Regions from separate parts of the Homo sapiens genome. Here region 1 is linked to region 2. A link is a loop called in an ENCODE intact Hi-C map of the cell type or tissue named here. Cell type or tissue: PC-9. All regions are shown on one strand.

Region 1 (2,500 bases), 84 kb before region 2:
AGCTATTAAGTGCTATGGAAAGAGTAGTAAGAAGGAAGGTCAGGGAAGTACTGGGGAACCAAACCATGAAGGGTTCTGTAGACCATTATTGGGCCTCTGGCTTTTGTCAGTGGACTAGAGAACAGTTGAAGGGTTTAAGCGAAGGAGAGAAATGATCTGAGCTAGGTTTTAAAAGACACTCTGGTCACTATTTTAAATTCTTAGGGTAAGTCTGAATTAAATGTTACTTTCCCCTCACTGGGCATGGTGGCTCAGACCTGTAATCCCCGCACTTTGGCAGGCCATGGCAGAAGGCTCTGTTGAGCCCAGGAGTTCAAGACCATCCTGGGCAACATAGTGAGACCTTATTTCTACTAAAAATATTTTAAAAATAAGTCAGGTGTGGTGGTGCACACCTATAGTCCCAGCTACTCAGGAGGCTGTGGCAGGAGGGTCGCTTGACCTCAGGAGTTTGAAGTTGCAGTCATCTATGATTGCACCACTGCAGTCCAGCCTGAGCAACAGAGTGAAACCCTGTCTCGAGAAAATTAAATGTTACTTCCCTAAAAAAACCTTTTCTAACCACCCTAGGGTAAATCCTCCATTATTCCTTTATTTCTTTGTTTTCCTTGTAGTATATAATTTGTAATAATTTTGATTACTGATTGTCATTCTGCCACCCTGGAGTATATAATTTTTAATTATCTGATTACTGTTATTCTTCCATAGTAGGGGAGGTGATATCCATTTGCCTGATACATAGTATGTGTTCAATACACATTTGCTAAAGAATAAATGAATCAATAATACCTAACATCTCTAATTTGCAGTCATTCCCAAGAGTAATTATTAAATATGTGGCAAATTTCTTTGCCTTTTTACTTTTAAAAATCTAATTTTGACATAACTGCTGTAACCATCCAGAAACGGCATTGATGTTGCTTCACGTTGCTGATGCTTAAGCAATGTATATTGTGTAATATACAATGTAGTCTTCAAACTAATTTCAACTTCTGCCTTTCTGTGTACTCCCTTATCCCACTGGGTGATATTATTTGGCATGGTCATTGTCATTAAAATCATACAGGATAGTAATTCCTTTCCATCTGCTACCATGCCTAGCCTTATTTAATTTTTCAGATTTTCTGTTCTATTGAAGGTAATTGATTTTTTCTTTTTTTTTAATGCTTGAAATAAAGTGTTGAAAAACAATTCCCTGTGAATAGCTCATATTTCTGCACAGTCTGAATCCCGTTTGACCGTGTTCACATCCAAATTAAGAATGTGTAAAGGAAACATTCCAGGATAGTGACGCTAGAGATAGCACCTCCCCTAGAGACATCCCAGGGAAGTAAAGATAAAGCCTTCTCTTTTCTCACGCCAGGAGGGGAATTTGCCTACATTCCAGAAATAATGAGTAATCTCTCTGGAGAAGATAGGCAGACATGTCAGCAGCCCCATAAAAGCCTAGAGACTTAAAATTTGGGGCTCCTCTTCTGTAGTGCAACCCACTCCATGCAGAGGTAACACCTGGCCCTTACTGTATTACGTTATAGGAATTGGAGCATGGGGAACACATACAATGCTACTCTGGCTGCTGTTTTTGCTATGAATAAGAAATTGTGTCTCTGATCCAGAGGTTTGTGTGTTTCTGTGTGTCTCCTCTGTAAAATCTCTTTTACCATGTAAGGTAACATTCATGGGTTTCAGGCAGTAGGATGTAGACATCTTTGGGGAGGCCATTATTAAGCCTACTGTAGCACCCTCTGGTCCCCAAAGACTCATCCATCCCATGTGAAAAATACATTCACCCCTCCTAGGGTCCCCATAAATCTCAACCCATTATAGCATCAACTCAAGTCCAAATCTCATCTAAGTTTCATCAACTAAAAAGTCCCAAATCTCATATCTAAATTAGATATGGGTGCAGCTCTGAGTATAATCTACTCTGGGGCAAAATTTTTTATCTAAGGACCTATGAAACTAGAAAGCAAGTTCTGTGCTCTACAACAGTAGTGGGACAGAAATAGGGTAACATTCATAGATGTTCCCATTCAAAAAGGGAGAAAAAGCCAAAAAGAAGACACCAGCCAATTCCTTTCAAAGTCCCATGGACAAACTGCATTAGGTTACTAAGCCTGGGAATAGCTGTGGCTCCTGCACCTGCCCTCTGTACCTGGGGCTCCACCCTCAGAGCCATCTTTTTGGATGAGGAGTACCACATGTCTGCTACTAAATAGTTTTATTAGCCCATTTCCTGCTAGTAGAATTTAGGGAACTCGGTTGCCTTCTTTCATTTCAACCACTCTGTCCGTTTTAGTCCAATTTGACAGTGTTTCTATTGGTAAACAAAACATTGTGAGTCATAGGGATTCACTCCATTGAAAGAGGCTTCTCAACAGATGTTTCCTGAATAATCCTATCTCTAGTTGGGGCTTCTGCTGAGATTGGTTGAGGGGGTTTGTGAGTCACATGCCTCTTCAAAGAGCTCTGTGTATCTGAATACTGTAATCTTTTGTGC
Region 2 (2,500 bases):
GAGCTGGTTTGACAGAGAAAGATTAAAAGTTTAGTTTTGGACAGAATGAGTCTGCATTGCCTATGAAAGCACTCAAATGCAAATGTTGTCTTTTCTAACAACTCTTTGGTCCCTTCAGGACCTCCCAGCCATGAGCTCTCTCATCTTTTCGTGATCTCTCACCCTTCTTTTGCCCCCACTTCAGTTTCTGTGGGACTTAGATGTTATGGACCATTATTAAAATCCCATCCTTGAGGAGAGTGGATGGCCTGAATCCAGGAGTTTGAAATCAGCCTGGGCAACATGGCGAAACCCCATCTCTACAAAAAAAATCCAATAAGTTGTGGTAGTGCACATCTGCAGCCCCAGCTACTCAGGAGACTGAGGCAGGAGGATCGCTTGAGCCCAGGAGGTTAAGGCTGCAGTGAGCCACGGGCTCAGCACTGCATCCAGAGCCTGGGTGACAGAGCAAGAGCCTGTCTCAAACAAAACAAAACAAAACAAAAACAAACAAACAAAAACCAAAAACAAAACAACCCATAAAAACCAAAAACAAAACCCATTCTTGCTTAAAGTTTCTACTTCCCTGACGTTTTTTTCTCCGTTATATTTACTGGTGTTAGGGGCTGAATGGTGTACACCCCAAATTCATATGTTGAAATCCTAACCCTCAGTACCTTAGAATGTGGCTGTATTTGAAGATAGGGTAATAGCTTCAAAAAGGTAATTAAGTTAAAATGGGGTAATTAAAGTGAGCTCAAATTCACTATGACTGGTGTTCTTATAAAAACAGGAAAATTGGACACAGAGGAGTTCACCGGGAAGACCACGTGCAGACAGAGTGAGAAGACAGCCACTTACAAGCCAAGGAGAGAGGCCTCAGAAGAAATCAGCCTGGTGACGCCTTGATCTTGGACTTCTAGCCTCCAGACCTGTGAGTCAATACATTTCTGTTGCTTAAGCCACCCCATTGTGGCACTTTGTTATGGCAACCCTAGAACACAAATACACACAGCAAACCCCAACCCTGTCAAATCCAACTCTGCTCACTTTCACCCTTCTGTTTAAACAGTGGGGAGTGGCTGGGCAAAAGAACGCAACCTACTAACCGACCTTTTAAAAAATTCCTGACCACTTGATGATACCCTGAGAACCCACAGTCCATTTGCTCTCCTGGTCTCCTTCCAGGTCTACCAGCACCCCACCAACTCTCAGAAGATGACCTTTTCTTCTCATTTCACTGAAAAGCAGCAGAAAAGTACATCCACATCATCATCACCAAATCCATGAACCTCCCAACCCCCAAAGCTGTGTTTTCCATCTTTCTTCTGTGAGGTGGTGGAGCTCCTACCCACACTCTCACCTGTGCTTCGGATACCTCTCACCAATATATGAGTCCAGGAGTTCAAGACCAGCTTGGGCAACATGGTGAAACCCTGCCTCTACAAAAATAAATAAATAAATAACTGCAAAAAATTAACCAGGCCCATGGTGGTGCGTGCCTGTAGTCCCAGCTACTCGGGAGACTGAGGCAGGATGATCGCTTGAGCTCAGCAGGTCAAGGGAAATTACTGGAGCAATTGCCAATTGTCGCCTGCCTACTGGGTCATCCCAGCATCCTACAAACATACTGTGATAATCTCAACTTAGAACAAAATATTCTCTCCTGACTGCCCAGCATCCTCTAGCTATGGCTTTATTTCTCGATTTCATTTTACAGAAAAGCTCTCCACACACACGCAAACCCCAGCTAACTTACTGATATCACTTATCTTCTCACATACTCTCCTAAACCTGCTGTGGGTGGGCTTTGTCCTCATCTTTCCTCTAAAATGATTCCTCTTGTCACTATCATCAATAACTTTCAGGGCACCCTTCCTCTTGTCTCAGGGATCATCCTTCCCAGTTCTCTTTGCTGAAGCTCTCTCATCTTTCTGGCCTCTGTCACAGGAGTAGCCCATGGCTGAGACTCTGAAACTCTTCTGTTTCTGCACACACTCTTCACATGATCTTATATATACACTCTTGGCTTTAAGAACTGTCCATATCTAAGGTCTCCCTTATTAGTGTCTCCAGCATTAATCCCTTGCCCAAACTCCAGAAGCTTATACCCAAGTGGCTCCTTGATGCCTCCTGTTGGGGGTCTAATAGACATCTCAAACTTAGCACATCAAAAACCAAATTCTTGATTCATGCCTCTTCCCAAGACCAAATCTACTTCACCTCCCGTTTTCCCATCACTGTAGATTGCAGTGCTTTCCTTCCTTTGGTCAGTTACACAAATAAAAAATCTTGGCATCATCTTTGACTCATCTCTTTCTTGCAAATGCTACATCCAATTCATCAGCAAATCCTGCTGCTGCTACCTTCAAACTCTATTCAGAATCCATCTTTTTTTTTCTTTGCCACCTTCATTACTGCTACTACAGCCATTGTAACTGTTCTCCATCCTTATCCTCCTACAATTTATTCTTAATACCAAAGCCAGATTGATCCTTTAAAATAATATGCCAGATCAAGT

What was found. Peaks named below come from ENCODE experiments on the same cell type or tissue, not always from the same donor. Only the 100,000 strongest peaks of a DNase experiment are listed, where the experiment ranks them.
Region 1: it touches region 2 in a loop (13-fold over the local background); 4 of 110 quality-filtered maps call a loop at or near these places.

Annotation. Positions count from the first base shown.
Region 1 is chr4:15,689,257-15,691,756 of GRCh38, forward strand. It overlaps FAM200B (family with sequence similarity 200 member B), which reads left to right. Exons shown (of 2, transcript NM_001145191.2): 2 at 1-1,191. Among named protein-coding and RNA genes, the nearest start is that of FAM200B, 8.7 kb to the left of the region's middle. In PC-9, no CTCF peak of the experiment used is centred here; a DNase peak (open chromatin) is centred at 1,325; H3K27ac peaks cover 2,500 bases.
Region 2 is chr4:15,773,335-15,775,834 of GRCh38, forward strand. It overlaps a transcript of BST1 not described here. Among named protein-coding and RNA genes, the nearest start is that of CD38, 3.7 kb to the right of the region's middle. RefSeq lists an enhancer at 295-1,494. In PC-9, no CTCF peak of the experiment used is centred here; a DNase peak (open chromatin) is centred at 967; H3K27ac peaks cover 1,083 bases.